2 separate regions of the Homo sapiens genome follow, and region 1 is linked to region 2. A link is an interaction called in ENCODE POLR2A ChIA-PET data of the cell type or tissue named here. Cell type or tissue: PC-3. All regions are shown on one strand. Each heading gives the region's core, and the rest is flanking DNA. Links, peaks and the distances in the headings are about the cores only. Region 1 has its middle 120 kb from the start of CYSLTR1. Region 2 overlaps PGK1 (phosphoglycerate kinase 1).

Region 1 (13,283 bases), core at 3,764-7,763, 340 kb before region 2:
GTTGAAATCAAACAGGAGGCATTATCAAGTATAAGATGATGTTTGGTTTTCTTTAAATTCTATTTGTATAAATGTGCTATTTGTGTGTGTTCCAGAGTTGTGTGAGATGCTATAATTATGATATGACTTAGTATATGTCAGTAATTATAATTGTTATGTTAAATTGTTGTATGCCACAAAATTAACCAAAAGTCCTTGACAAGTGTGACTTGAACCGTAGCTATCCTAAGACTCCTGACATCCACAATTGTTGGTTTACTTTGATTTTTTCAAAAAGTGGCTTTATAATCCAGCTATAGGACTATGAAAAGTGCTCTTGAATAAAGGTTTCTAATAACTTTGAAGATTATGTTATTGGAATAAAGGGGAAATTTTCCAGGACACTCACAGAAAGCTGATATATTCATGAATATCAAGCAGAAGAGGAGTTAATTGCATGGACTGAACTAATGAAAGACTAAAATAACCTTTTTATAACTTTTTGTTTGAAACATTACTGATACTTTTTGTATCTTTTTTAGAGTCAAACAACTTCTCTTTTGGACTATTTACAGCTTTTAACAATTGAGTAATGTATTACACCTGTGAGCAAACTTTGGATCATGTTTATTTCTCTCTACCTGATTTCTCCAAAATGTGGAAACTATTTGTGAGTATTCTTAGCTTGTAGCAATGTAGTTATCTACATAAGGTCAATAAGAATCTGTTTTATTTTCTGGCAGCACACATAGAGTCACTGGTTACTTTACCAAGGCTTTGAATAAAATGACATAGTTTCAGATTGCTTTGAAAAATTGAGGTTGACCTATAGAGAGGATAACGGCCCTTTGGAAAAACTTGCCTCACATCTTGTCCTTCACAGGGTTCTTAACTTGTGGTAAGCAAAGAAAGTTACTTTCTGACAGGCCCAGGAACCCCAAGTTATCTTGGGACCTTGAGAAAAGAGGAATTCACTCAATTAACACAGGCATATGCAGGCACAGATAAATCCCTGGCTGTTCTCAAAAGGCTTGTACAAGGCCTAATCTGATATTCCTTATAGAAAAAAAATTCCAGCAAAGCCATTTAAAAAAAAAAGGCTACATGGCAAATAATTATTTTGCTGTACTTTATGCAAATAATTGGGCCATTTATAATAAGAGTAAAACTTATTTTCCAAAAAAGGTCCAATTATGATTTGTGTTTGGTAGAAATGGAGAACTGAAGAGAGAAAAATTGTTTCAGAAAAACTACAGTATACCTGTTGTTAGATTCCAACTTTGTTCACTGTTTTTGAGTCTCTGCTGATGATCCAATATTTAATTGGTTATCAGGGTCATTCACCTGGATCCCTCAAGACTTCTGGTCATTTCTACAGGAACTACTGAAGCAAAGACTTTTATTCCTTATCTTAGGCCTTATTATTTCTCTTATAATCTGCTGTTCACTTAAGTGCTATACTAAAGCTGTGGATAAAAGTACTAGTACTTTTATTATGCAGACCCTGAGACCTCAGCCAGGCACCTGCGAACACATGCAGAAAAATGTCAGATGGTTTCACTTCTCCTTCCCTAGGGGCAACCCCTACCCTAACTATGCCCCATATCAGCAGGAAGAAGTTAGAGTAGTCATTGTCCTTTTTCCCATCTTAGTAGCTCACACCTCAGAACTGAGGTGTGCTAAAACCCAAGGTGGGGGATGGTTGAAACTACCTTGCAAAATTCAGACAGTAAGAAATTTAACATACTTGACTCCATCTCTAACCTATCTTTGGTCATTCCCGGGTGTAGGACCAAGCTGATTTGGGGCAAAATGTAATTTATTGTTTAACCTTGAAACAAGGATGATAATACCCTTCCCAAAACTAAACCACCTTCATGAAATTAATGAAAGACCACAAGGTTAGGATTATAAGAGGGGCTTGAATTATGCAATGATGTGGGCATAGTTTCTACAATCCCCTTACTGCTCAGGAGTCATGTGGCCAGAGGTCACAATATTTGTGACTTCCTCAATTACTCCTATAGATAAGTGAAAGGAAAATAAATCTTAGGGGCCCCAAATCAACCAGCTAAAGGGAAAAGTCATGCTTGGAACTGCTTAGGGTAAACTTGCCTCCCATTCTATTCAGTTATCTCTCTGCTCACTGAGATAGATGCATATCTGATCGCCTCATTTGGAAAGGCTAATCAGATACTTAAAAGAGTGCAACCATTTTTCTCTCACCTGCCTGTGACCTGGAAGCCCCCTCCCTGATTCAAGTTGTCCCACCACTTTTCTGGACAGAACCGATGTACATCTTACTTACATTGATTGATGTCTCATGTCTCCCTAAAATGTATAAAACCAAGCTGCACCCTGATCACCTTGGGCACATGTTGTCAGGACCTCCTAAGGCTGTTTCACGGGGGCATGTCTTCAACTTTGGCAAAATAAACTTTCCAAATTAACTGAGACCTGTCTCAGATATTAGAGTTTCACAGATACCGTCACTATTATAGAGCCTAAGATTATTTTTTGAGATGTCATTCAGACTGACCCCACCCAGACTCCTGACTCATGATTCACTTGATCCTGTAGCCTCACCCGGAGGCTGAGTCAGTGCACAAGGACCGTTTTCCATACCCCTATGATTTCATTCCCAAACAAGCTACAGTCCCCATTCCTTAGTTCCTTATGTACCAAACTGTCCTTGAAAACCCCTAACCTCCAAGAATTTGGGGAGATTAATTTCAGTAATAACTCCATCTCCCACATGGTGTGGCTTGTCTTGCATCAATTAAATGCTTCCTTTACTGCAAAAAAAAAATCTTCCATTTATTGAAATAGAACAATTAATGATAAAAAAGAAATAGTTAAGATGGTAGATTTTATGTGATGTGCTTTTAATTAAAAATTTAAAAATTAAATTTAAAAATTAAAGTTAAACATAAAATGAAATTAAAATTTTTAAAAAACATGAGTAAACTTTATGAAATATGCTTTGGGTAGTAGTAATTAGAGTAATCTTTGAAGGGAATGAGTTGTGAAGAAATGGAACCTGTTTAAGCAATTTTTAAAAGTTCTCAAGCAGGTAAATGTTACTAAATATTTTAAGAAAAAAAAAGGAATCTAAGGAAAAACAAAAAGATAAATAAAGACTGCAATATCTTAAAACCGCTCATTTTATATTGTTGCAATGAAGAAATTAGGTTAAAAGTGCTAGACTAGAATGCTAGAGAACTGGGTTTGATCCTCAGCTCTACCACAAAGTAGAGCATTTTGAACAATTGTGATCCTTAACCAACTTTATGCCTTGTTGCCTCCTAAGTAATCTGGAGCTAATAGACCTTCCCTGTCATAAGGTTGTTGGGAAGATTAAGTGAGATAATGTTCATTGCAGTTTCTGGAAACCTGAAAAGTGTGATGCAAATATAAAGGATTGTTACTACCACTCAGGTCCTTTGTTACTGGAGAGTTTATAAAGCCTTCCCATAGTGTTTCATTCCACCCAAACTATGAGAATCCCTATTTTCATTTCTGTCTGATGGCTGTCAGAAAATTCACAGAAGCCATTGTTGCCTGAATAAGGGAATCACAGACCAAATATATAATAGCTCACTAAGATTTATTTTAAATGTCTGATCATAAAAAGGAGAAGGGAAATAATTCAAAGCGTTGTGTTATATGCCAAGTGGCCAAAATGGAGCAGTTTTTTTTCAGCTTAGCAACAAACTGCTATTTTCCTTGGTTTCTAGGACACAAATACTTCTGTTCTAAATGTTTAGAACTCCAATTTGCACATGTAATTTAGGGGAATGTGACCAACTGGTTTAGTAATATTTTTAGTTTTTTCCCCAAATGAAATAATGAAAATGAGGATATTCATTAGCATGGATAAAGTATTTAATACAAAGTAAAAACACTTTGGATTTCCTTTGCTTTCTGACATTTTTCATAGAGAGCCAAAACTGGGAAAAAATTCAAGTATGTCTTTCTGCCCAATGCCCAGCTTTTTTGGAATCAGCTACCCTGACACTATCACAGCCTCCTGTCACTCAGAAGTCTGTTGCTTCTCAGCCCCAAAGACATTTGTATTTTTATGATGTTTTTTGTGGGAGTTGCAATATATCGGAAGGTTGATATAGCACTGAATTTATTTGAAACAGATGTTTCGGGGAGAAGGAAGAAGACAAAACTGCACAAAGTGACCCCTTGAGGGATCTTGAATGCTTGGCTGAGAAATTCAGGTGTGAATTGATAAGTTGTTGTAACTTCACTAAGTTTTGATCAATTTGAATTTAGAACGATAAAACGTTTTTTCATTCCTTAAGAGAAACAAACCGGATTGAGAATACCTAAATAGTTTAATGTCAAAATTAAAATGAAGTTGCCACATAATTAATAATATGCATACTTGTTACAGAGCCAAAATCTGCCTGGACATATGAGCCATTTATATACATAATGTACATAATGATAAGGTAATTTTTATTCTACCACATCAAGCATTTCTAAAATCAGTTTTCTATTTCTGTCTCCCTCTTCACCTTTTTTTTTGAAACAGAGTCTCACTCTATTACCCAGGCTGGAGTGCAGTGGTGCAATCTCGACTCACTGCAACCTCCACCTCCCAGGCCTAAGTGATCTTCCCACCTTAGCCTCCTGAGTAGCTGGGACTACAGGTGCACAGCACCATGTTTGGCTAATTTTTTTGTATATTTGTAGAGACTCTAAAAGGATTAGTCCAGTTAAAATAATTCTAAAATACCCCTAAAGATATCATACCTTATATAATACCTTAATTCAAATGAATCAATTTATAATGGTAGCATTTAAGATGTCTGATCAAATAGAGGTGCTATTTCAGACAAAAAGGAGTCTTCAGAAACCCTTACATTATATGAGATGAGCAGATACCTATGTATGAAGCCAACAATAATATATTATTTCTACTCCATAAGTTTCCTCTTATAGTGGGGTGGATCTGGGAAGGTGAGGTTAGAAAATTCAAGAGTATTCCAAGGGAAACTGACTTACGGAATGGTGAGCCAAGGTATTACAAAAATATGCTCCTTCATAAAAGCACCAAGAACACTGTCAAAAAGTATCAAAATTAAAATTTTCAGAATTCTAGAAATTAAAAGAAAGCTTGAAACTATCCAATGTGCATGCATTGACAGCTGAATCTCAGTAAGAACAGCAAGCTTGGTACCATATACATTTGTCCTATTTCCATTTCCCTCTCAACAAATCCACAGTGGCCCTCAAAACCAACAACCTTGCAATCATGGTAGCCGTGAAAACCATCAACCTAACAGCCAATGGAGAAAAGAGAATGAATTTTGAGGTTCTAAAAAGCCATATCTACACAGAATTGTCACTATTTGACTTATCTAACAGTCCCTCGGAAACCTCCACTCACAGGGCTTACCTATTTGACCTGACTCAGAGCTGGCTCAAAGTGAACACCCTTTTTTGCCAAGGAAATTGCTGAAACAGTTCAGTGGCAATTATTTAATGTTACAGCTGCCTGAGTCAGTGATAGCAGCTGAAACAAAGAAGAAATTGACCAAAAAAAAACTTATAATGAAAGGCAGAGAGTATGTCCACAGAAGTTTTGAAAAATTCTGATATAAATCCTGAGAATCTAGAAGGCAACATGTGTGGGCAGGGCTGTGTATATGTCAAGTAACATAGGAGAAGGCACTCATCTCTCACCTGTGGCTGACCTAGAAGCTCTAACCAAGCAGGAAGTTAAGGATAAGGCAGAGTTGCCTACCATTTTCAGAAGTACTGAAGGCATGCCCAACACACAATACAGAGCCCTTCAGAAAAGGCTAGAATCTCTACCACTTTTAGAAGTACTGAAGGCATGCCCAGGATACATACAGAGACCCTCAGAAAAGGATAGGAGACTTTTCAATGGAAGAAATATAAGGAAATCCTGTCAAATCATTAGCTAATCATTAAACTAGAGATTTCAGAGGGCATACATAACAAAGAATATAGATTTTACAGAATTAGTTCAATGAAGTCACTAAACAGAAGAACTATGATAATAATAAAGGGTAACAACAGAAAAATCTGAGGAAAAGGAAGAATCTGATTTCCACAGTTACCACATTATGTTATGAAAATAGCCAGATTTCAACAACAATGACAAAAAATGAGTCATGCAAAGAACCAAGAGAGTATGGCTATACACAGAGTAAAGAAGCAGTTAATAAAAACTGTTCCTGAGGAAGCTGAAATATTGGACTTATTAATAAAAACTTTAAATGAATTATACTAAATAAACTCAAAGAATAAAAAGAAACCATGTCTAAAAAATTAAAGATAGGCATGATCACAATGTTTCATTAAATAGGGAACAACAATAAAGATACAGAAATTATTTTTAAAAATAGGACTTTTGGGTTGAAATGACACATAAAAAGTGAAAAATTCACTAGAGCAGATCAACATTAGATTTTAGCTGGCAGAAGAAAGAATCAGTTAACTTGAATGCAGGCTAAGTGATATTATATAATCTGAAAAACAGTAATAAAAATTAATGAAGGAAAAATGAATGGAGGACTACAGGACACCATAAAGTATACCAAAATAGGTAAATGGGTTCAAAGGGAGAAGAGAGAGAAAGGGACTGAAATAATATTGGAAGAAATAATAACCAAACACTCCACAAATTTGATGAAAATCATTAATGTACACATCTAAGAAGTTCAATAAAATCCAAGTAAGATAAACTCAGAAGAGCCACACCTAGATACATTACAGTCAAACTGTTGAAAGCTAAAGACAAAGAAAACCTTGACAGCAGCATGAGAGAAACAGCTCATCACACATAAGAGATTCTCAATAAGATCAACACATAATTTATCAGTAAAAACCATACAGGCAAGAAGGCAATGAGATCCATATTCAATGTATTGTAAGAATAAGACAGACTATTAGCCAGGAATTATAAATCCAGCAAAACTAGCTTTCAAAAATGAAGGATAACTTTAAAAATTCCAGATAAACAAAAACTGAGGGAATTCATCACTAGAAAATCTGTCCTTCCAGAAAGACAGACTCTTAAGCAGAGTCTTTAAGACTGAAATATAAGGACACTAAACAGTGACTCAAATACACATGAAGAAATAAGGCGTACCAGTAAAGGTAAACAAATATGTAAATAAAATTACTGTATATGTGTATATTTATTTATATCATTCTTTTCTCACACCTAATTTCAAAATTAACTGCATAAAACAATAATAGTATCTGTGTTGATAAGCACAAAATGTATAAAAATATAGTTCATGAAAATAATAACAAAGTATGGGAAACAAAGCTGTATAGAACCAAAAATGTTATATACTACTAAAAATCAATTTGTTATTAATCTAAACTAGGTTATTATAAATTAATACATTAATTGTAATCCCCATCTCAACTACTAAGAAAATAACTCAAAGAATATGTAAAAAAGTTAACAAAAAAATGGCAGCACAGCAGAAAATATCTATTAACACAAAAGAAAGCAGCAATGGAGAAACAGAAAAATAGAAAAGACAAAAGAGAAAAAAGAATATAGAAAAAACAAATGTAAATGGATTAAATATTCCAATCAAAATTTAGATATGACAGAATGGATTACTATATGTTGTCTATAAAAGACACACTTTAGATTCAAAGACAAAGAAGTTGCAAGCAAAATATGAAAAGTGAAATACCAGAAAAATAGTAATCCAAATAAAACTTGTATGACTATACTAATATCAGACAAAATAGACATTAAGACAAAAATTGTTACTAGAGACAAAGAAAGATGTTTAAAAATGATTAAAGTGTCAATTTCCTAGGAAGATATAATTACAAACATATATGCACCTAACAATAGAGCTTCAAAAACACATGAAGTAACAACTGACAGAATTGAAGAGAGAAACAGACAATTTGAAAATAGTAGTTGGAGACTTCAATACACTACATTAATATTGGATGAAATAACTAGGCATAATAATAACAAAGAAAAAAGGAAAACACTTTAACCCAGCCAGACCTTACAGTTAGCTATGGAATACTGAATCCAACAACAGGAAAATACACATCCTTCTTAAGTGCACATTGAATAATCTCTGCAAGAGACAGCATATTAGTCCATAAAACAAGTCTCAATACACATAAATGAACTTAAATCCTGAAATTATGTTCTCGGGCCAAAATAGATTAAAATTTAGATACATTTGCAAATATGGGGAAATTAAACACACTCTTAAGTGAACAATAAATCAAGAAAGAATTCACCAGAGAAATTTAAAAATATGTTAAGATAAAACTAAATTCAAAACTTATGTGTACAGCTAAAGCAATAATTGCAGGGAAATTTATAGGTGTAGACACTTATATCAAAAAAAAAAACTCAAATCAATAACCTAACCTACCGCTTAAGACACCAGAAAATGAAGAGTGAACTAAATCCAAAGCCAACAGAAGGAAACAAATAATAAAGATTAAATCAGACGTAAATCACAGAGAGAATACAAGAATAATACAGAAAATCAAGGAAACTAAAAGGTGTTTCTTTGAACAGATCAACACAATTGACAGGTCTTTAGCCATAGTGACCAAGAAGAAAAAGGGGAAACTTATTAAAATCAAGAAGAAAGAGGAAATGGTATTGCTAACTCTATAGAAATAAGCAGCCAGAGAGAAAGGTCGGGTTACCCACAAAGGGAAGCCCATCAGATTAACAGCTGATCTCTCGGCAGAAACTCTACAAGCCAGAAGAGAGTGGGGGCCAATATCCAACATTCTTAAAGAAAAGAATTTTCAACCCAGAATTTCATATCCAGCCAAACTAAGCTTCATAAGTGAAGGAGAAATAAAATCCTTTACAGACAAGCAAATGCTGAGAGATTTTGTCACCACCAGGCCTACCCTAAAAGAGCTCCCAAAGGAAGCACTAAACATGGAAAGGAACAACCGGTACCAGCCACTGCAAAAACACGCTAAATTGTAAAGACCTTCAAGGCTAGGAAAAAACTGCATCAACTAATGAGCAAAATAACCAGCTAACATCATAATGACAGGATCAAATTCACACATAACAATATTAACCTTAAATGTAAATGGGCTAAATGCTCCAATTAAAAGGCACAGACTGGCAAATTGGATAAAGAGTCAAGAACTACCAGAGTGCTGTATTCAGGAAACCCATTTCATGTGCAGAGACACACATAGGCTCAAAAGAAAGGGATGGAGGAAGATCTACCAAGCAAATGGAAAACAAAAAAAGGCAGGGGTTGCAATCCTAGTCTCTGATAAAACAGACTTTAAACCAACAACGATCAAAAGAGACAAAGAAGGCCATTACATAATGGTAAAGGGATCAATTCAACAAGAAGAACTAACTATCCTAAATATATATGCACTCAATACAGGAGCACCCAGATTCATAAAGCAAGTCCTTAATGACCTACAAAGAGACTTAGACTCCCACACAATAATAATGGGAGACTTTAACACCCCACTGTCAACATTAGACAGATCGATGAGACAGAAAGTTAACAAGGATATCCAGGAATTGAACTCAGCTCTGCACCAAGCGGACCTAATAGACATCTACAGAACTCTCTACCACAAATCAAGAGAATATACATTCTTTTCAGCGTCACAGCACACCTATTCCAAAATTGACCACATAGTTGGAAGTAAAGCACTCCTCAGCAAATGTAAAAGAACAGAAATTATAACCAACTATCTCGCAGACCACAGTGCAATCAAACTAGAACTCAAGATTAAGAAACTCACTCAAAACCACTCAACTACATGGAAACTGAACAACCTGCTCCTGAATGACTACTGGGTACATAACGAAATGAAGGCAGAAATAAAGATGTTCTTTGAAACCAACGAGAACAAAGACACAACATAACAGAATCTCTGGGACACATTCAAAGCAGTGTGTAGAGGGAAATCTATAGCACTAAATGCCCAAAAGAGAAAGCAGGAAAGATCTAAAATTGACACCCTAACATCACAATTAAAAGAACTAGAGAAGCAAGAGCAAACACATTCAAAAGCTAGCAGAAGGCAAGAAATAACTAAGATCAGAGCAGAACTGAAGGAAATAGAGATGCAAAACACCCTGCAAAAAATCAATGAAGCCAGGAGCTGGTTTTTTGAAAAGATCAACAAAATTGAAAGACTGCTAGCAAGACTAATAAAGAAGAAAATAGAGAAGAATCAAATAGATGCAATAAAAAATGACAAGGGGGATATCACCAACAATCCCACAGAAATACAAACTACCATCAGAGAATACTATAAACACCTCTATGCAAATAAACTAGAAAATCTAGAAGAAATGGATAAATGCCTCGATACATACACCCTCCCAAGACTAAACAAGGAAGAAGTTGAATCTCTGAATAGACTAATAACAGGCTCTGAAATTGAGGCAATAATTAATAGCTTACCAACCAAAAAAAGTCCAGGACCAGATGTATTCACAGCCGAATTCTACCAGAGGTACAAAGAGGAGCTGGTACCATTCCTTCTGAAACTATTCCAATCGATAGAAAAAGAGGGAATCCTCCCTAACTCATTTTATGAGGCCAGCATCATCCTGATACCAAAGCCTGGCAGAGACACAACAAAAAAAGATAATTTTAGACCAATATCCTTGATGAACACTGATGCAAGAATCCTCAATAAAATACTGGCAAATCGAATCCAGCAACACATCAAAAAGCTTATCCACCATGATCAAGTGGGCTTCATCCCTGGGATGCAAGGCTGGTTCAACATACGAAAATCAATAAATGTAATCCAGCATATAAACAGAACCAAAGACAAAAACCACATGATTATCTCAATAGATGCAGAAAAGGCCTTTGACAAAATTCAACACCCCTTCATGCTAAAAACCCTCAATAAATTAGGAATTGATGGGAAGTATCTCAAAATAATAAGAGCTATCTATGACAAACCCACAGCCAATATCATACTGAATGGAAAAAACTGGAAGTATTCCCTGTGAAAACTGGCACTAGACAGGGATGCCCTCTCTCACCACTCCTATTCAACATATTGTTGGAAGTTCTGGCCAGGGCAATCAGGCAGGAGAAGGAAATAAAGGGCATTCAATTAGGAAAAGAGGAAGTCAAATTGTCCCTGTTTGCAGATGACATGCTTGTATATCTAGAAAACCCCATCATCTCAGCCCAAAATCTCCTTAAGCTGATAAGCAACTTCAGCAAAGTCTCAGGATACAAAATCAACGTACAAAAATCACAAGCATTCTTATACACCAATAACAGATAAACAGAGAGCCAAATCATGAGTGAACTCCCACTCACAATTGCTTCAAAGAGAATAAAATACCTAGGAATCCAACTTACAAGGGGTGTGAAGGACCTCTTCAAGGAGAACTACAAACCACTGCTCACGGAAATAAAAGAGAATACAAACAAATGGAAGAACATTCCATGCTCATGGGTAGGAAGAATCAAGATCATGAAAATGGCCATACTGCCCAAGGTAATTTATAGATTCAATGCCATCTCCATCAAGCTACCAATGACTTTCTTCACAGAATTGGAAAAAACCTCTTTAAAGTTCATATGGAACCAAAAAAGAGCCCGCATTGCCAAGTCAACCCTAAGCCAAAAGAACAAAGCTGGAGGCATCACGCTACCTGACTTCAAACTATATTACAAGGCTACAGTAACCAAAACAGCATGATACTGGTACCAAAACAGAGATATAGATCAATGGAACAGAACAGAGCCCTCAGAAATAATGCCATATATCTACAACTATCTGATCTTTGACAAATCTGACAAAAACAAGCAATGGGGAAAGGATTCCCTATTGAATAAATGGTGCTGGGAAAACTGGCTAGCCATATGTAGAAAGCTGAAACTGGACACCTTCCTTACACCTTATACAAAAAGTAATTCAAGATGGATTAACAACTTACATGTTAGACCTAAAACCATAAAAACCCTAGAAGAAAACCTAGGCAATACCATTCAGGACATAGGCATGGGCAAGGACTTCATGTCTAAAACAACAAAAGCAAGGGCAACAAAAGCCAAAATTGACAAATGGGATCTAATTCAACTAAAGAGCTTCTGAACAGCAAAAGAAACTACCATCAGAGTGAACACGCAACCTACAGAATGGGAGAAAATTTTTGCAACCTACTCATCTGACAAAGGGCTAATATCCAGAATCTAAAATGAACTGAAGCAAATTTACAAGAAAAAAAACAAACAACCCAATCAAAAAGTGGGCAAAGGATATGAACAGACACTTCTCAGAAGAAGACATTTACACAGCCAAAAAACACATGAAAAAATGCTCATCATCACTGGCCATCAGAGAAATGCAAATCAAAACCACAATGAGATAGCATCTCACACCAGTTAGAATGGCGATCATTAAAAAGTCAGGAAACAACAGGTGCTGGAGAGGATGTGGAGAAATAGGAACACTTTTACACTGTTGGTGGGACTGTAAACTAGTTCAACCATTGTGGAAGTCAGTGTGGCGATTCCTCAGGGATCTAGAACTAGAAATACCATTTGACCCAGCCATCCCATTACTGGGTATATACCCAAAGGATTATAAATCATGCTGCTATAAAGACACATGCATATATATGTTTTTTGTGGCACTATTTACAATAGCAAAGACTTGGAACCAACCCAAATGTCCAACAATGATAGACTGGATTAAGAAAATGTGGCACATATACACCATGGAATACTATGCAGCCATAAAAAATGATGAGTTCATGTCCTTTGTAGGGACATGGATGAAGCTTGAAACCATCATTCTCAGCAAACTATCGCAAGGATAAAAAACCAAACACCGCATGTTCTCACTCATAGGTGGGAATTGAACAATGAGAACACATGGACACAGGAAGGGGAACATCACACACCGGGGACTGTTGTGGGGTGGGGGGAGGGGGGAGGGATAGCATTAGGAGATGTACCTAATGCTAAATGATGAGTTAATGGGTGCAGCACACCAACATGGCACATGTATACATATGTTACAAACCTGCACGTTGTGCACATGTACCCTAAAACTTAAAGTATAATAATAAAAAAAAGAAATAAAGATAGTTATAAGAGAATACTGTGGACAACTATATGTAACAAACTGGATAATATAGATGAAATTGACAAATTCTTAGACACAAACTACTGAAACTGACTCAAGAAGCCATAGAAAATCTGAATATACTTATAAAAATTAGTAATTTTTAAAATTTCCCATAAAAAATAGCCCAGGAGAAGATTGGTTTTACTGATGAATTC
Region 2 (7,886 bases), core at 158-4,157:
GCTCAAGGTTCTGATTATCCTTCCCTCTCCTTGACTTAGTTCCTCATTTTAAACATTCTCCTTGTGATAGTATCATACTTGACTCAAGCTGCTGGCTACCAAGGCCTTTCTGCGAAGTGCAAGGGGCTCTCACACATATTCCTCATAAAAGCAACAAGGGCAAGCTGGGACAGAGAAGGCAGATGGAAACATGACAACAGAAAAGAACCTCAGAAACACTTCACATTGACAAAAAGGTATTTTATGACCTTCTCTGGAAGCTAGGCATCTGAGAAAACAAGAAATATACTTCTACAAAAAGAGAGGAAGAAAATGTAGAAGTTAAACATAGAGCTTTAAAATGTCAGCTTGCCATCAAGGCATACCCCAAAGGGGACAGAAAGCAAGATGGGAGGATAAGCAAACCAGAGAGTCTCTGGCAGGAGATTAAGCAAAGAGGCACAGGAAGCAAGCCAGATGAAAGGGGACAGGACACAGAAGAGTACATAGCACAAAGCAGATGTTCATTTTAAGTCACTGCCCACTCCTATGCTCCTATGTATCAAGGAGGTGAAGGGGACTGCCATAAAAAATGGGGCTTTTCCCTAAAGATCCAAAGAATTGCAGAGGCACTAATGCTAAAATTGAAGATTGTGGCACTCCCATAAGCTCTGTAGACTACAATAACATCTGCCACTAGTGATTGGAAGATGACACATGTAGTAATGATAACAATGCTCAAATGTAAGGAGACCTGAGTTCTATGTCCAGCTCTGACACTAATTCATTGTGTCACCTTTGGGAAGTTGCTCTGAAATTTTCCCTTCTATCAAAAAGGCATAATAACCCCTCCATTTACGAACTATTTAAGGAGGCCAGGGGCAGTAGCTCACACCTATAATCCCAACACTTTGGGAGGCCAATATGGGAGGATCACTTAAGCCCAGGAGTTCGAGATGAGCCTGGGCAACATAGCAAGACCCCGTCTCTACCAGGAAAAAAAAAAAAAAGTAAAGGTCAGTTGGACATGGTGGTATGTGCCTGTAGTCCTAGCTCCCTACAAGGATGAGGCAGGAGGATCACTTCAGCCCTCAAGTTTGAGGCTGCAATAATTAATGTCATGCCACTGCACTCCACCATGGGCAACAGAACAAGACCCTGTCTCTTTAAAAAGATATTTAAGGAAAAACAGGGTAAATTGAAAGCTCTTCATGAAAAAAGGTGCCATGGAAATAATATCAATCAGAACCCATTTCTCATTTACTGATCTGCAAATAACTAGAAGAAAGAGAAGGCCCTTAAAAGATCAATGTGGGCACTTTGGATAAAGGGAAAATGTTTATGTCCTCATATCCTCACTTTGTTTTTGTGGTTTTTTTGAGACAGAGTCTTGCTCTGTTGCCCAGGCTGGAATGCAGTGCTGCAAACTTGGCTCACTGCAACCTCCACATCCTGGGTTCAAGCAATTCTCCTGCCTCAGCCTCCGGAGTAGCTGGAATTACAGGCACTTGCCACCATGCCCGACTTTTTTGTATTTTTAGTAGAAACAGGGTTTCACCATGTTGGCCAGGCAGGTCTCGAACTCCTGACCTTGTGATCCACCCACCTCGGCCTCCCAAAGCGCTGGGATTACAGGCATGAGGCACCGCACCCAGCCTCACTGTTTTTTTAATCCATTTTGAACTTGGGACTGACTCCTGAAATTTCAGGTATTAAAAGCCATTAGATAGTGAATGTCAAGTCAGTTTACTAAAAAAGTCATAGACTACATAGTCAGCTCATCATTTCCTAAATAAAAAGTTTTGCTTCAATATGCCCTTTGCCTCCTGCCACTTCTAAGCCCTAGAGTTCATGCATCATGAGTTCCAGATTAAAAGGACACCAAATTTTAGGTCAGCATTTGACTCCTAATACTGCAGCAAGACCATGCCAAAAGCAGGATAAGGCAAGACCAGCATCTTTGGTGCTAAAAAAAGAAACTGCTTGAAAGCAGGCACTCCCAATGACCTTAATAAATGTGAGAAGCCAAAGGAGACTGAGACACTAGACTCAGAGCATCTTGTTCTCCGAGATACTAAAGACCAGAATAGTGGAAAGTACTAAAAAATGCCTTCAGCTTCCTTTCTAGTCAATGGGCAAATTCAAAATCATCTGCAAAGAGCCAGTTTTATCATTGAATATTTGAATTCTGGTTGTCAGTTCACAGTAATCTGTTTGGTGAGTTATCTATGGCTGCTTTTGCACAACATCGGCAGAGGTGAGTAGTTCCAACAGAGACTATATGCAGATGGAAGTGACTGCACAACACAGAAAGCCTAAAATATTAACTATCTGGCCATTTATAGAAAAAGTTTGCTGATTGAATGGGCTGAGCTCTAAAGACCAACAGCACCACTGCCTCTAACTTTAATCGTATGACTGCCTTTCAGAAACTTAAGTTTTTTTTTTTTTGAGACTTAGTTTCTTTATGAAATAAGTCGATACCTGTACCTCTATCTTAAAGAGAGATTTAAAGGAACATACTTTACACATCTTAAGAAAATGCCTTAAATCCAAGGTGACATCATCATGACCATCATATTCACTGAATACTCTTTCACCTCAAAGGTGTTCACATATTTTTCAAACATATTTAAACACCACCTGAACATGAAGGAGGGCTTCTGGGATGCTGGTAATATTCTATTCCTTGACCTGGGTGGTGGTTACACAAGTGTGTTTACTTTGAGATAACCCATCAAGCTGTGTCGGCATTGTATGCTTCAATAAAAGGTGTCTAAGTTAAAATAAATGAGCTTTCTCTATTCTTCAACCACAGTCTCTTACAGACTCAGGCCCTCACCCCCAATAATGTCAAAATCACAGGTCCTACCTTGTTCCCAGAAGCATCTTTTCCCTTCCCTTCTTCCTCCACATGAAAGCGGAGGTTCTCCAGCAGGATGACAGACCCAGCAGCTGGGTTGGCACAGGCTTTCTCCACTTCTGGGCCTACACAGTCCTTCAAGAACAGAACATCCCTGAGAAGAGGAAGAGATGAAGACACTTGAGCAGTATGAAAGTTAAAAACCAGTAACAACGTGCTTGACAACTTCCCCCGCCACAAAGTCTACCAGCACCAGAGCCTGGCACTTACTTGCCCAGCAGAGATTTGAGTTCTACAGCAACTGGCTCTAAGGAGTACTTGTCAGGCATGGGCACACCATCAGGCCGGCCTAGGTGGCTCATAAGGACTACCGACTTGGCTCCATTGTCCAAGCAGAATTTGATGCTTGGGACAGCAGCCTTAATCCTGCAACCAAAGAGAGACAACAAACAGAATGAAGTTACTCCTAGAAATTAGTGGGAACTAGCTTATTGATAACCTCATAAAGCATAAAGCTCCTTTTCTTCTCCAAGTTCCTTCAAATCTACTATCAGTAATTCAATGGTGGTCCTTAAGAAGTTAAATGCAATGCCAACCCTCCACCTAGGATTGTACAATCTCATTATGTATCTGCCCCTTTCACAGACAAGAGTTAACACAGCAGGCCTGAGGCTACTATCTACAGAAGGACCTGTCTGCAAGATTAGATCCTGGCTGGTATCTGGGAACTTGGCTTTCAAAGTTAACTGACAAGACCAACAAGGGCTATTCACTCTTCCTAGACCGTCTATACAAACATGGTGATTTATGCTGAACACCTGCCCCACTCTAGAAGTCTAGAATTTTTTTTTTCTTTTCCTTTTTTTGTTGAGACAGGGTCTCACTCTGTCACCCAACAGGCTGGAGTGGAGAGGCACAATCTCAGCTCACTGCAGCTTCAACCTCCCCAGGGGCTTAGGTCATCTTCCTACCTCAGCCTCCCAAGTAGCTGGAACTACAGGAATGCACCACCATGCCCAGCTAATTTTTGTATTTTTTGTAGGGGTTTTACCATGTTGTCCAGGCTGGTCTTGAACTCCTGGGCTCAAGTTATCTGCAGGCCTCAGCCTCCCAAACTGCTGGGAATACAGGCGTGAGCCACCACACCCAGCAGAAGTTTGTAATTTTGGTAGTTGCTAGGCAGAGGATCCCTATGTTACCAGTTCCCAACAAAAATCTTGGGATCTGAGTCTCTAGCATGCTTCTCCAGGCAGAAACACTGCAGACAATTACTGCATTTTTCACTGCTGAAGAAAGGAAAACACTTGATGTGTCCCCTCACAGGAAACTGGAAGCCCATGGATTTCTCTAGACTCCCCCATGTCTTTTCCTCTTCCTAATCTTGTCATGCATTCTTTCACTGTAATAAACTTTAGCCATGAGAACAACTCTGAGTCCTAGCAAATCATCATGAGATATGTGGGTGATCTTGGGGACCCCTGAAAACACTTCTTATATGACTATGGAAAATACATAAAATTCTCAAATCTTGAAACCATCAAAGGAAATTTGGGGAAAAATAAAAAACATGTAGTAACTTTTCTGCACCTATTAATAGATCCTAAGTCACTTTTTTATGTAGGAAAAAATAATTGCACTGTCTAGAGCTTGGTTTCCATAATGTATCACATTCATTACATTATAAATTAATCAAAAAATTAACTCCCTTTAAACATTTAAAAGTTTTGTTATAAACCTGCTACTAACTTGCCATTTTGCCAGTTTATAAGAAATTAAAATTGATCAAGAAAAGCATTTATTTATTCATCAAATATTTATTGAATGCTTCTTTTGTGCCAGGCATCATTCCAGGTTCTGAGAATGAAACAGAAAACTTTTTTAAAAACTCTCTGTTCTCATGGAAGTGAAATTCTAATGGAGAGAGACAATAAACATGTATGTGTGTGTGCGTACATGTAATATATCAGATGGTGAGATACAGAAAAAAAACAAACCATTGTTCCCCATTTTTGTTCCCCTACTTTTGAGGACAAAAATGACCGGGGAACAATGGTAGAGGAGATTTTTAGACAGGATGGCCAGGGAAAGTCTGATATGATGACATCTGAGCAAAGAATGGAATGATTAAAAAAGTTATACTTTTAAAATATCTTATGTTATTAATATTTAGCAGATATAAGAACTCCTTTATATCAAATTTAAAAATCTGTATCAGGTACAAAGTTTGTGCAATGGAACCAATTAGTTTTCAGGACTATCCCTTATCAGCAAGTTTTATTATTTCTAATGCTTCATTTTGTTAATCAACTCCATGGATTTCCGGAAATGAAAAGATTTCCAAACATGTTTCTTTACTCTTAAAATAACTTGATAGGCATATTTCCAATCGTTTCTGTGTGTTGCACAATAATGAAGATCAAGCGGGATCAGATCTGCCTTATACAAAGACCCTGCCACTATGGTACAGCAGGGATGTGCTTGGCAAAATGACAGGCTCTATTCTAGGACCAATACCTGAAAATGTTCTGGGCTAGACCTGCACTGTCCATTACGACAGTCATTTAGTCATGTGTGTCTGTTGAGTACCAGATATATAACTAGATCAAATTGAGATGTGCTGTAGTATAAAAACACATGCCAGATCTTGAAGACTTAGTACCAAAAAAGTTAAATGTCCCTTTAATTTAATTAACACAATTTGGCTCACATTGTATTTCTATTAGATACCACTGGTCTAGATCATTAGAAAGCACCTTGCCAACACAAACCCTTCATTTAAAATTTAAAATAGGCGGAGCACAGTGACTCATGCCTGTATTCCCAGCACTTTGGGAGGCCAAGGTGGGCGGGGTCCAGGAGCTCAAGGCCAGCTTGGGCAAAAGGGCAAAACGCTGTCTCTACAAAAAAAATATGAAAAAGTAGCCAGGTGTGGTGGCCCACGCCTGTGGTCTCAGCTCCCTGGGAGGCTGAGATGGGAGGATCGCTTGAGCCCAGGAGGCAGAGATTGCAGTGAGCCAAGATCGTGCCACTGCACTCCAGCCTGGGCGACAGAACGAGGCCCTGTCTCAAAAAAAAAAAAAAATTAAATAAAAACCTTCTTGATGGATACCCCATTTAACCTGATGTGATTATGTATTGCATGCTTTTATCAAAATATCTCATGTAACCCATATATATATATATATAAAATCTACAAAAATTAAAAATTAAAAAAATTAAAAAGAAAGTAAAGACAAAAATAAAGACCTTTTATAATCTAGTCAAAAGCAAGAGCAGTACTCTCACTTAAAATTTGTTTCTGAATCTAGGATCCAAGACACTGGAGCAGCTAAACTGACTGAAAACGTACTTCTGAAGTCTTTCCTGTTTGTTTTTTTGGAAGCAAAAACAAATGAAAATTCTCAAAAATTGACTTATCTGAGCCATTTGAATGGGGGCTTGTAAAACTACATATAACCTTAGTAACTACTGGTACTTTTAAAATCCTTCTCTTACATAGTTCTTCATTTTGCAAGAGAAGCCAAGTAACCTTAAATTTTTATATTTTTTGTGTGTGTTTTATAGAGATGGTGTCTTACTATATTGGCCAGGCTGTTCTCGAACTACTGGCCTCAAGCAATCCTCCTGCCTCGGCCTTCCAAAGTGCTGGGATTACAGATGTGAGCCACCGCACCCAGCCAACTTTTATATTCTTTAAAAATGAATAACTCTGCCAGGTATGGGGGCTTACACCTGTGGTCCCAGCACTTTAGGAAGCCAAGGCAGGAGGATCACTTGAGTCCAGGAGTTTGAGAACAGCCTAGGCAACATAGTGAGACCCCATCTCTACAAAAAAAAATTTTTTTTTAATTTAACCAGGTGTAGTGGTGTGCACCTGTTGTTCCAGCTCCTCGGGAAGCTGAGGCCAGAGGACTGCTTGAGCCCAGAAGGTTAAGGCTGCAGTGAACCGTGATCACACCACTACACTCCAGTCTGGGTGACAGAGTGAGACCCTATCTCAAAAAAAGAAAATGAACTCCAAATTCTTCTAATTTTCAAAAAACAAGGGAAGGGGAATCACTTTCTTAAGATTTTGCTTATATTTGTATATTCTCATAAATAAGAAAGCAGATCAGAGAGTGGGTTGATAGAAAGCCAAAATCATTTGTTTTAAGTTGCTACAGTTCCATAATACAATATGAAAGGAAAAACATTTCATCCTGTGTACCTACACACATCTTAAACCCAGCCCAAGGATTAGCAGGGACCTTACCTCTGGTTGTTTGTTATCTGGTTGTTCTTCATAGGAACATTGAAGTCGACTCTAAAAAAGAAAGATGCAAGACCATGATCAACTTACTGTTCCATCAAAGACTAGGAGATGCATTTTTAATGAACCAGTTAAATAAGTCAGAAATTCAAATCTCATCTTAAAAATAATCAGTGGCATTAAAAGTCAAAATAGTGGTTAGTCATGGGGAGGATGGCGGGAGTGGTGACTGGGATAACGACACCAGAGGCTTTGGGGTTCTGGTAATGTTCTATCTCTTAACCTCAGTGACCATACAAATGTGCTCATTTTGTGGTAATTCTTTGAACTTGTGATTTGTGCCCTTTTAGGTATGTATTCATACTTTAAAAAGAATTTTAAAAAAAAAACCTAACTTAAATCACAGGAACTAGCCCTGAAGATCTGGGAAGCTAAAGCTAGTTCCACCTAAAAAGATATCTGTCTGGGCCTGGCACAATAGTATCCGGGTAGCAGCTAGAGGGGTGAGGAATAATAAGGAATGCATCTTGATCCTAATTCCCTTGATACTATTTCTGGGTCCTCGTGAAACTAACATGACTCGAGAAAAAAATTAAAATAAAAATAAAACACACTAAGAGAAAATCATTCTTTTTGGAGAAAGCCTGGGGCCTTAAGACTAGGGGTCCTTCAAGCAATACACACAACATAAGACAGCCTCTTTCAAAAAGCCTGAGAAGAGAGGGTGGGACATGTGCCCCAGCCCACCTGACAAACAGGCAAATTAGAAGGGAAGTAATCAAGACGACACAAGAA

What was found. ChIA-PET counts read pairs that join two places held together with the same protein. Peaks named below come from ENCODE experiments on the same cell type or tissue, not always from the same donor. Only the 100,000 strongest peaks of a DNase experiment are listed, where the experiment ranks them.
Region 1: POLR2A ChIA-PET joins it to region 2 with 5 read pairs; 2 of 35 experiments call an interaction of 5 or more read pairs at or near these places.

The regions. Positions count from the first base shown.
Region 1 is chrX:78,445,377-78,458,659 of GRCh38, reverse strand. No RefSeq gene overlaps it. Among named protein-coding and RNA genes, the nearest start is that of CYSLTR1, 120 kb to the right of the region's middle. In PC-3, for the core only: no CTCF peak of the experiment used is centred there; no DNase peak of the experiment used is centred there; H3K27ac peaks cover 617 bases.
Region 2 is chrX:78,109,126-78,117,011 of GRCh38, reverse strand. It overlaps PGK1 (phosphoglycerate kinase 1), which reads right to left. Exons shown (of 11, transcript NM_000291.4): 2 at 7,095-7,145; 3 at 3,113-3,268; 4 at 2,852-2,996. Among named protein-coding and RNA genes, the nearest start is that of PGK1, 8.8 kb to the right of the region's middle. In PC-3, for the core only: no CTCF peak of the experiment used is centred there; no DNase peak of the experiment used is centred there.